Linked DNA regions of Homo sapiens: region 2 is linked to region 1. A link is a contact called in ENCODE Hi-C or POLR2A ChIA-PET data. All regions are on one chromosome and are shown on one strand. Each heading gives the region's core, a stretch centred on a gene start or an enhancer-like site at or near the end of the contact. The rest is flanking DNA. Distances are from core to core; before and after follow the strand shown. Region 1 has its middle 36 kb from the start of USP3. Region 2 overlaps HERC1 (HECT and RLD domain containing E3 ubiquitin protein ligase family member 1).

What was found. Hi-C counts contacts between places; a loop is a spot of excess contacts on that map. ChIA-PET counts read pairs that join two places held with the same protein, here RNA polymerase II (POLR2A). Pooled maps may share reads with other maps.
Region 2: a pooled map shows a loop between it and region 1 (2.4-fold over the local background). The contact joins two enhancer-like sites. A Hi-C loop is called at or near these places in 3 of 37 single-sample maps with no recorded cell type and 7 of 50 pooled maps. POLR2A ChIA-PET finds 5 or more read pairs at or near these places in 2 of 52 experiments (PC-9 and T-cell).

What each region holds. Positions count from the first base shown.
Region 1 is chr15:63,465,642-63,471,547 of GRCh38, forward strand. No RefSeq gene overlaps it. Among named protein-coding and RNA genes, the nearest start is that of USP3, 36 kb to the right of the region's middle. Within about 2 kb of position 1,355, at least 3 of the 41 ENCODE cell types and tissues checked have a DNase peak (open chromatin) inside an H3K27ac peak, as active enhancers do.
Region 2 is chr15:63,709,292-63,715,262 of GRCh38, forward strand. HERC1 (HECT and RLD domain containing E3 ubiquitin protein ligase family member 1) reads right to left here. Exons shown (of 78, transcript NM_003922.4): 23 at 4,062-4,374; 24 at 3,484-3,604. Among named protein-coding and RNA genes, the nearest start is that of USP3-AS1, 110 kb to the left of the region's middle. RefSeq lists enhancers at 4,961-5,462, 5,463-5,962. Within about 2 kb of position 3,745, at least 3 of the 41 ENCODE cell types and tissues checked have a DNase peak (open chromatin) inside an H3K27ac peak, as active enhancers do.

The DNA.
Region 1 (5,906 bases), core at 105-2,604:
AGTAATAGTTCCTTTGGGAACTAATATGGAAACACATAGGAAGAACTATATCCATGATTATTCAGAAGTAATGCAATAAAAATCTGCATAAAGAGGCCAGCACAGTGGCTCACGCCTGTAATCCCAGCACTTTGTGAAGCCAAAGCAGGAAGATCACCTGAGGTCAGGAGTTCGAGACCAGCCTGGCCAACATGGTGAAACCCCGTCTCTACTAAAAATACAAAAATTAGCCAGGGGTGATGGCGGGCTCCTGTAGTCCCAGCTACTCAGGAGGCTGATGCAGGAGAATAGCTTGAACACGGGAGTTGGAGGTTGCCGTGAGCCGAGATCACACCAACGTACTCCAGCCTGGGCGACAGAGCGAGACTCCATCTCAAAAAAAAAAAAAAGCCTCCATAAAGAAGTCAACATCAACAATATCTATTGTAGCAAAAAAAAAAAAATACTAAACTTGAGGGAATTGCTATATAGATTTTGATACAGCCACACATTTGCCTCTTATACAGCAATAAGGATAACTGTGCAGATTGATAGCAGTGTAGAGATGTTTATTATCAGTCAAATACAACAAACTTCAGGATCACATAGGCATTATGATTATAGCTCTGCTAAAAGTGTGCATACGCATCTGAAAGGGCTGGAAGGTATTGAAATAAAATTGGCTGTAGTGTTTGAGAGGCAAAATAGTATGGTTTAAATTACTTTTAATTTTCTGTTTATCTCCAACTAAATAAAAGAAAGCATATCAGTTGAAAAAGAATTAACCTTATCACCAATGTTTCCCACTAGACAATGAGAGCAGGAACCCTGCCTGTCTCTTTCAACAGCGTTTGCCAGAGCATGTGTCTGCCACATGGTAGGCGCTCTGTAAATATTTGTGGACTGATTGACCACTGCTGTCAGCCTCTCTGAACCGGTTTAGTAAATTGCTGATATAGACCTCCTGTTTTCACAAAGATCCTTCTTGCCATCACCTCCACAGTCTCAAAAAGCACCTTCATTTACAAGCAGGCTTTCAAAACCCAGCATCTTCCTCTCTCTCAGTGTCACTGGCAGAAGGAGGACATCACCTTAAAGTACCAGACTCTAGGGCCAGCCTGTGTTGGGAGAACCCCCCCGCCCCTTCTCTTGCAGCTTCCCCCGGGGGGGACAGATCTTCATGGGGACACAAGGGAGAGTAGCTTGATCCCTAAATCATCTGGACACTAACATTTTGCACCAGAAGATGGCAGTCTACACACCTCCTTATGGTGCAGAACCCACACCTTCCTTGACACTTTGACAGTTAATTGTTCAAGTCAAGTTACTCAGCCTACCCTCCACAAAGGTGGGCCAGGGTGAGGGTGTGACAAGGATGGCCAGGGCCTCAGGCCAAGATCAGGAACAGATGTAGGCAACTGATGCCTGCTGTGCCTGATGCTGGGAGAGATGGCACCTCCCACGTTTCACATTTCACAGCTGGGGAAACCAAGCTTCACAGAGGCTAAGACACTGCCAAGTCCCCCACTCCTAGTAGAGAAACACTGCCCAGACCCGAGCCCCGCTCTCCTTACCCAGCACCCACCCTCCTTCCACCATACCGTACTGCCTGCCAGCTCTCCAGCAACAGGAGTCTGTGAAAAAATGGGCAAGGATGTTTCTGAACCCATGGTTAAATGCTTTTAAAAATCACCATGTCAAATTATAAAATTGATCAAACCCTTTGACCTTGGAATACCACTTTGGGAAATATGTTCCAAGGAAACAAAATATGAAATACATATTTATAAATAAGTTTATAAAATATAAAAATGAAACAAAAGCACATATAGAGTTGTGTAGAACTGAGCTTGATACTGCAGTTAAAACCAGAGGCAGCCCAGATGCCCGACCGTGGGGAAAATTGTGCCGTGGTCATTATACTCACACTGGAAATGGCTGTCATGCAGATTAGCACCGACGTCCAGCCTGTCACGTGGGGACTGTTATACTAGTTGTTAAAATAAGTATTTTCATACCAACTGGTAAATAGTAGAGCCAGAGTGTCCTCCAAGCCTCCCTTGCCCCTCTACTGGGATCCTCCTGAACTCCCCCTGATCTAGCAACTAAATAGTAAATGCCTGGCCCAGCAGCCTCCAGGATCCCACATGAAGCAGTGGTCAATGAACATCTTAGTACTAGTTATTAGATATTTTTTAAACCTCCCCTGGCTAAGATTCTGTATACTCATGGAAAAGCGACCTTATTTTGGAATGGGACAAGATATAGGAATATATAAAGAAAGACATTATGTGACTTAACGGTAAGTAAAAAGAAGCAGAAATTAATACAAGGAATAGCAGTGAGGCAAATTTTATTTGTATAAACAAGAGTTTCTAAGAAGCCACAGAGTCTAAATATTTGGTAAACTAGGAGAGGGGAGATTTGAAAAATTTTGTCAGTAGCCTATTTAACAACCTTTCCCCTATTTCCTTCTTAAAAGAAAGTTGCACGGTGGCTCACACCTGTAATCCCTGCACTTTGGGAGGCTGAGGCGGGAGGATCACCAGGTCAGGAGATTGAGACCATCCTGGCTAACACGATGAAACCCCATCTCTACTAAAAATACAAAAAATTAGCTGGGCGTGGTGGCGGGCACCTGTAGTCCCAACTACTCAGGAAGCTGAGGCAGGAGAATGGCATGAACCCGGGAGGCGGAGCTTGCAGTGAGCCGAGATCACGCCGCTGCACTCCAGCCTGGGCGACAGAGTGAGACTCCGTCTCAAAAAAAAAAAAGTTGCAATTTTGTTCACTTGCCTACTCTTCTGATGACCAAATGCTTTGGGGAAGGTTGAGCTCAGAGGTAGTCTGGAGTGGGGTAGGGGTGTGAGTCCAGAGTGCCTAAGCCAGGCATAGTGGCTCAATCCTCTTGCCAAGTATGGATTTAGGCATGGGCTGATGATATAGTTCTGGCAATGAGGTGGAAGGGAAGTCAGCCTGGAGGATTCTAGCAAGACTTTCTTTGCTCATATAAAGGGACAATGACAGGAACATCCCCTGTGTTTCCTTTGAGGATGTCTTGCTTAAAACTAAAGCAAACACCTTGTTGACCAAAGGAGAAGACTAAAAGAGTCTCAGAGAACCCAAACCTTAGCCATGACACCTTTGAGTCACTAAATTAACCAACCTTGAAGCTACTCTAATGCTAGCCTTTTTCTTGTTGAAATGACCTTAGCTGGGTTTTCTAGTATTTAGAATGTAAGCTGTTTATTCACTATTATAGCCCTGTTATCTATAACACCATCTGGTGCATAGTAAGCCCACCATAAATATTTGTTGAAGGGATAAATGAATAAAAAGGAAGGAAAAAATGAATCCTTGCTGATATAGAAAGGTGTTAAGTTTCTTGGTCATCTTGGTGTTAGATTTTTCTGTTTCATTAAAAAAAAATATTCATTCAAAGCATTGCATGATGTTGACTAGGTGTATTAGTTCCAGGGAATTAGTGTTATGGGAAGTGGCAGACAGATCTGGATTTGAGTCTGGATCTGCTACTTACCAGTCAAGTGTTCTTAGGCAAATTATTCATCTTCACTGAGCACACCTGTAAAATGAGGATAAATTATGGGGTCGCTGTGAGTCTTAAATGAGAAGCAACCACAGAGCTGGGCACGTGGGAGGGGCTCTGTAAGTGTTCATTCCTCACCTTCCAACATTCTAAGTACTCAGGTACCATGATGCCAGGATGAATCAGGCCGAGTCTCTCTTTGACCTTGAGAAGGATTTCATGGGCCAGGGGGAGGACTCAGACATAGCAACAAATCAGCCACGTGACCCACATTAACATCACGGGAAATGGAACAAATTGACATCACATACCTCCTGATATGACACACTGAGATGAACAGAGCATTACCTCTGGGATAGTTCTGCCAAATTAGTACAACAAGAACTCATCACAAGGAAACATCAAACAAACCCAAAATGAGGTACTTTCTACAAAATAACTGGCTTAGACACTTCAGAAATGTTGTCATGAAAAACAAAAAGGAGGCTGGGTGCAGTGGCTTATGCCTGTAATCCCAGCACTTTGGGAAGCCAAGGTGGAAGGATCACAAGGTTAGGAGATCAAGACCAACCTGGCTAACACGGTGAAACCCCGTCTCTACTAAAAATACAAAAAATTAGCCAGGTGTGGTGGTGGGCGCCTGTAGTCCCAGCTACTCGGGAGGCTGAGGCAGGAGAATGGCGTGAACCCGGGAGGCAGAGCTTGCAGTGAGCTGAGATTGCACCACTGAACTCCAGCCTGGGTGACAGAACAAGACTCCGTCTCAAAAAAAAAAAAAAAAAAAAGAAAGAAGAAGAAGCTGTTCTAGATTAAAGGATACTAAAGAGACATGACAACTAAATGTGGTGTCTAATCTTGGACTTTCTTTTGCTTTAAAGAACTTTACTGGGGCCAGGCACAGTGGCCCACACCTGTACACCCAGCACTTTGGGAGGCTGAGGTGGAAGGATCACTTGAGGCCAGGAGCTTGAGGCTGCTGCGAGCTATGATTGTGCCACTGCACTCCAGCCTGGACAACAGAGCAAGACCTTGTCTCTGAAAAGAAAAAAAAAAAAACTTTATTGGGAAAAATTTGTGAAATCGGAATAAGATCTGTGGATTAGATAAAATAGTTGGTACCAAAGTTAATTTCCTAATTTTGATGATTATCTATACTTATCTAAGAGAATGTCCTTGGTTTTACAAAGCATATACACCAAAGGAGTAGAGGGGAGTAATGTCTGTAAAGTAACTCACAAACAGTTCAGAAAAAGTAAAATTATGATTCTAGATACAGTACATAGAAAGATAGGTAGGGGCAGCCAGGCGCAGTGGCTCATGCCTGTAATCCCAGCACTTTGGGAGGCCGAGGCGGGTGGATCACAAGGTCAGGAGTTCAAGACCAGCCTGGCCAAGATGGTGAAACCCTGTCGCTACTAAAAATACAAAGAAATTAGCGGGCACCTGTAATTCCAGCCACTCGGGAGGCTGAGGCAGATAACTGCTTGAACCCGGGAGGCGGAGGTTGCAGTGAGCCAAGATCACGCCACTGCACTCCAGCCTGGGTGACAGAGTGAGACTCCATCAAAAAAAAGAAAAAAAGGAAAAAAGAAAGAGAGAAAGAGAGAGAGAAGGAAAGGAAGGAAAGGAAGGAAAGGAAGGAAGGAAGGAAGGAAGGAAGGAAGGAAGGAAGGAAGCAAGCAAGCCAGCCAGCCAGCCAGCCAGGCAGGCAGGCAGGCAGGCAAGCAGCGTAGTGGCTCATGCCTGTAATCCCAGCAATTTGGGAGGCTGAGGTAGGCAGATCACCTGAGGTCAAGAGTTTGAGACCAGCCTGGCCAACATGGCAGAACCCCATCTCTACTAAAAATACAAAAATTAGCCAGGCGTGGTGGCACACGCCTGTAATCCCAGCTACTTGGGAGGCTGAGACAGGAGAATTGCTTGAACCCAGGATGCTGAGGTTGCAGTGAGCTGAGATAGTGCCACTGCACTCCAGCCTAGACAACAGAGTGAGACCCTGTCTCAAAAAAAAGAAAAAAAAAAAGATAGGTAGGTAGTTGGGTGGGTGGAAGGTTAAGGTTAATGTCACAAACAATATTTAGGGTATCGGGCTGAAAGATATACAAGAATTATTTGTACTATTCTTGTAACTTTCTTGCAAGTCTGAAATTGTGTCAAAAATAATTTTTAAACAATTTAAAGGTGACAGTAGATCCAAATGCTGAAGGAGACTGGGAATTTGTGGGTGGGAAAAGGTGGGGAATGGAATTAATTGCAGGCCGAGTAAAGACTTAAGAAAGCATTCAGCTGGCTAGCACCTGAAGATCCAGCTACTCGGGAGGCTGAGGCAGGAGGATTACTTGCAATTAGAAATTCTAGGCTTGCAGTGAGCTATGATCAT
Region 2 (5,971 bases), core at 2,495-4,994, 250 kb after region 1:
GAGCCACTGCGCCTGGCCCAATCTTTTTTAAAAATGGGTTTTTTTTTAGTCTTTTTAAAAATTTTCTAAAAACTAAGTGAACAACCAGAAAACCTAACAATCTTAACAATTAAATCTAAGCTCAATCCTCCTCCATTGATCTGTTGTCCCCATTTATAATTTTCCAGATATTTTAAATTGTATTACCAAATTTATTCTTCACAACACAGTTGAGGCAAGTACAACAGGCATTATTCTCCACTTCAAAGATAAAGAAACTGGAGCTCAGGAAGGTTAAATGTCTTGTACAGGTCAAAGTCCATGGTGAGTTTTAACCCTATTCTGAGTCAGATTTCATAGCTGATTTCCCAAAAGTACACCACTTTAATTTTACCCATCCTCCTTTCTATATTTTCATTTCAGTTGAAAGGAGTTATTAATCATTTACAATATGTAAAGCACTGTGTAGGAGATATCAGGGGCATTTAGGAAAAATAAAAACCAAAAAATCCTAGATTTCTAGTGGGTTTACTGGGAAGACATACTAATAATACATAAATAAGTCCAACATAAGACAAACGGTAAATTATCAGACATCCTAACAAACTGTCATGGGACAACTGGGAGAGTAAGGTAGCTGGGAAAGCTTTCTGGAAGAGGTAACATTTTAGACAGTCCTTCAGGGAAAGACAGGATATCAGCAAGGAAGCCTAGGAGAACTTTTAAGGCAAATAGTGCTTTAGCAAAGGCTCAAGAGGTATGCTTGGGGTCTGGCAGATGAACTACTATGGCAAAAATGCAGACCACTGCAGAAGAATACTGGTTCCAAAAGCAGGCAGGTGACACTTCCCAGAATCTTTGATTTCCGAGTAGGCAGTGCAGTCACTCCTAGATTTGATCAGTCTGTAATTTGGACTTGCGTGGACTAGCCATCTCTCTGCAGTAAGACAAGATGTTTGAGTAGGAAAGTAGCACAATCAGCAGGTAGGTGTTTTGTTGTTGTTATGTGTGTTTCCAAGAGTTCTAATTTGGAAAGAAGTGTCTAAGGAGCAAAACTGGAAAAAGTAGGGGGACCAGTTTGAAAATACCTACTCCAGAAACAGGTAATAGGGCACTTCAATTAAAGAAAGGAAAAAACCAAATGCATGTGGAAATTTTGCCAAAATAGATTAGACAGTTATTTATAAATTTAAAAATAATTTCCTGACTACCTACCACGTGCTATTATAGGTGCTTGGGATACAGAAGTGAATAAAACAGCAAAAAATTCCTGTCCTTAAAGAGCTTATATTCTAATGTAGACTAAGACTAACTGATCAATGAATAACTAAATTATACAGTAAGTGATCGGTGCCCCAGAAAAAACAAAGCAAGGCAAGGGGGACAGGAAGTGACTATTTGGAAAAGAAGGAAAATTGACATTTTAAATAGGGTGGTCAGCACAGGCTTCATGGAAAAAGTAACATCAGAATGAAGACTTGAAGAAAGAGAGGGAGTTAGCCATGCAGGCAATAGCATTCCAGTCCTAAGAAACAGCCAGTTAAGGCCCTAAAGGGAACTTGTGTTGCAGATTCACGCAACAGCTAAGAGTCCAGTGTGACAGAAGGAGAATCACTGAGGAGAGTAACAGAAGAGATCAGAGAGGTAGTGGGACCAGACCATGAAGAGCCTATAGACCCCTGTAAGGACTTAGACTTCTAGTCTGAGAAAAGGGAAGTCATTGCAGGACTCTGAGCAGAGAAACGACATGATCTATGTTTCAAAATTATTGCAGGGTTGGGAGCTGGGTGCAGTGGCTCACACCTGTAATCCCAACACTTTGGGAGGCTGAAGCAGGAGGATCACTTGAGGCCAGGAGTTTAAGATCAGCCTGGGCAACAGAGCAAGACATAAAAATTTAAAAAATTAGCCAGAAATGGTGGCACATGCCTGTAATCTCAGCTACTCGGGAGGCTGAGGCAGGAGGATTGCTTGAGCTCAGGAGTTCGAGGCTGCACTGAGCAGCCTGAACTCCAGCCTGAGTGACAGGGTAATATCCTGTCTCAAAAAAAAGGGAAATTATCACAGAGTTAGGAGACTAGATAATGAGTCAGATTGATCAGATTTAAAAAATTAACTGACAGAGAAATAAATGAGCACAGGAATCTCACTAGACTATAAGACTGGGAGTATGAAGTGGAAGCACAGAGATATTAATGCAGATGAAGGAGAAAAGGAGGAAGTATAAACAAAATGTCATGATACAATGAAACGTAAAGACACTGTTCAACTTTCCTTAGATGAGGAATCCTTTATGGAAGCTTTTTTAAAACAATAACTTATTCTTTATGTAGCACTTTATACTTTTTCAAAAATATTTTCCTATCCCTTCTCTCAGTTCATACAACAGAGGAATTTCAGAATTACACATGGAGCTTATAGATAAGTCCATCTCAAACGCTAGCATTTCTCTATGAGCTGTCACATGATATGACCAAGATCCCACCGCTCTTTAACAGTAGAATCGAGACCAGAAGCCAAGTCTGACACATCACCATATACACAACAGGCACTACCATCTTCGTATCACACAGTAAGACACTAAAGCCCAGGGAGGTCATAGCACATATAGAATCACACACAAGGCAGAGGAACAGCCAAATTGAAAACCTAGCTACCAATTAACTCCAAGTCCAAAGTTCCTCAAGTAGAAGCAATCTTCTAGATAGTTTTCGCTTTATATTTTACCAGTGACACTGTAGCATACCTTTACCTCACCTCCTTTTTATATAAATTAGCATCTTATTTATCTTTACCCTAAATGCCTGCAGTCCAGGTTCTGAGGCTTTTTTGATAGTTAACAGAGCTGTTAAAAGATTTTGAGTAGAGGAGGTATAAACAGATTTGTACTTTAGATATGTTAGTCTTGTGAAATGTGGAAGGTGGGCACAAGGCAAGAGGTGAGGCAACCAGTTTGAAGGCTTCTGCACACGTCCACTCAAAAGAGAAAGTTTAAAACAGAGCAGTGGCAGAAGGAAAGGGAGAGGAGAGGACATTGGAGACACACTAACGGTAAAATTTTTAAGACTTAACTGGATTGGGAAGGGGTGGAGAATAAAGGGATCAGGAGATAAGAAAAAAGAGTCAAGGATGATCCCAAGTTTCTTGCTTGGATAGTTAATGTACCACCTACTAAAATAGGGAATAAAAGAGAAACAGGTTTGGAGAGAGACGAGTTCACTTGTAGATAGGTTAAGATTGGGGTAACCCAACTCATTCGGGTGGAATGTCCATCAAAGAGTCAGATATATGAATTTAGAGTTTAAAAAGAAGTCAGAACAAGAGATTGAAACCATTAACACATATGTGGTAAACATATATGCAATATAGTTATTTCTCTTAAAGTTATTTTTGAAAAAATTTTTATATGTCTAAAACAAACATATTACTTACTCTAACCAAAGCCTTACATATCATATACCTTGAAAACAAAAATCTTTCTTTACTGAATCTGGGTATACCTACCAGTGCGTAACCCTCTTCATCTGATTCAGGCTGAGACAAATCAGATTCACTCCTCGATTTGATCAGTCTATAATTTGGGCTTGTGTGGACTAGCCGGCTCTCTGCAGTAAGACTTTCACTCCTGTCTCACATGTACAAAAAAAAAAGTTTTTTGATTTAGGACTGTTAGTGAACATAAAATTGAATGGAATTGGAGCACAGAGATAATATACACACACAGGGAGGAGTAATGTCAGTTGACAGGAAATCCTGACTCTTGTCTGAGCACAAAGACCTTCTCAAAATAATTTGCATGTCACTAAACTACAGAGCAATGCAAGTAACTTCACATGCTTTTTCACTGCTGTTGTTTATATATACGAAAAATTGTGCCTCCTCATTTAATCAGAAATTTATAGCCCATGCTGAATCAGTATCAGTATTTACTTTACTTTAAGTTCATCCTAGTCAATTTGCATTTCTTCTTTCATGTCTATGTTAACATCAGAACACTGTAACTTTGGAAACAAACCATTTCAGTGCATAAAGTAATAAAGGGAAGTGAGTAGGTCATGTTTTCAGTGTCTAGTCAGTCCCACCTGGTCATAAGTCCACCCCCTTCAGAGGCACTTGTTGAAGGTTGCTGCAACTGTCCTTCTTCTCTTCGCTTCTGAAGCTCATCTATCACAGGACTTACTCCTAATATTAACAGGGCACACCGATGGATCACGGAGTTGCATGCAGCAGTGTACACATCCTGACCCTCAGGAAGGTCTGTGCTGACCCTTCGCTCTTGCTGAGACTGAGGAGGTGGATCATCAGCTCGAGCCCCAGACCCTGCCCCACTGTTCATTCTATCTCGGTCTCGGCTACGAGCTACTTCACGGGCTGAGAGGAAACACTGAAAGATTTCTGTAACATGCAACACAAAAACAAGGTCTTAACACATGGGGAGAGAAGAGCAAAGAAAATAACAATAAAAATAGTCAAAAAGTTTGGACCAAAAACTTACTGAAAGAGGGAAAAATTATTTTTTAGACATTATATACAACATAGTTAACTTAGTTAAAATTACATTTAAAATATACTAAAATACTATATTTTCATAAAAATTACATTAGGAAATACTAATCTGCCTTTACAGAATTTTAATGTAATCACAATTCAAATGTTATTAATGAATTGGATCAGTTATTTTCAACGTACGGTCCCAGACCAGCAGTACCCACATCATCTGGGCACTTGTTAGAAATGCAAATTATCAGGCCCACCCCAGACCTTCTGAATCAGAACCTCTAGGTGGGGGACCCAGCAATCTGTGTTTTAAAGGCCCTTCAGCTGATTTTGAAGCCCATAAAAGCCTGTGAAGCACAAGGTTAGGTAAAAATAACTGCTTATTTCTGAAACGTTCACAAGCTTGGTGTGAAAAATGTGAGGTTTCAAAAGAAAAAAAAAACGGACAAAATTTAAGTTATATTAGTTACAACAAAAAATTCCCTTTCCCCTTCCAAAGTCCATATAATCCCTACCATCTACACTTTGCTGTATCTTAAACACATTAAATAAGCACTGTCACTAAAGGTCTTTGCTGAAACAGAATTTAGTTTTAATATATGGGGCAAGATTGCCTCCAGAGTGAGATGGCATCACCAGGAATACCCATCTGATGCCAGCCTTTCCATCAGTGGAGTTAACAAGGTTCTGATGCAGTGGTAGATATTTCACATTAGAAAAGAAATTTTTTGCACAAATTTGGAGCGAAGACAGTATTCTTCTTTTTTTCCTTTTTCTGTTTTTTTTTTTTTTTTTTTTTGGAGATGGAGTCTCACTCTGTCGCCCGGGCTGGAGTGCAGTGGCACGATCTCGGCTCACTGCAACCTCCACCCCCAGGTTCAAGCGATTCTCCTGCCTCAGCCTCCTGAGTAGCTGGTATTACAGATGCGCGCCACCACACCGGCTAATTTTTTGTATCTTTAGTAGAGATGGGGTTTCACCATGTTGGCCAGTCTGGTCTCGAACTCCTGACCTCGTGATCCGCCTGCCTCGGCCTCCCAAAGTGCTGGGATTACAGCCGTGAGCCACCGCACCTGGCCCAAAGACGGTATTCTTAATGGGAAACCAGGCCAAAAAAGTTGGTAAAATACTAAATTCATCAGTTAATATGGAAGTACAAACTTTAAAAATTGATCTGTATATTTTATAAAATTGTGACAATATTTTTGTTATGCTATTAAAAGTCCCTTATTTCTACAAAAATCAAAGCAATAAACCCTCTCAGAGTCCAGAGCTAGAAATCAATTAAAGTGGTTAAGAGAATGGTCATTGGTGTTTGGGGCAGACCTGCTTCTAATTCTAGCTGCTACTAACTGTAGCCTAAGTCATACAATTTTGCATCCTTAAACCTTAGTTCATTCATCTTTAGAATGAGGTAGTACTAGAACTTTAGACAGTTATGATAATGAGCTAATCTATGCAAAGAACTTGACCAGTGCCTGGCATATATAGATGC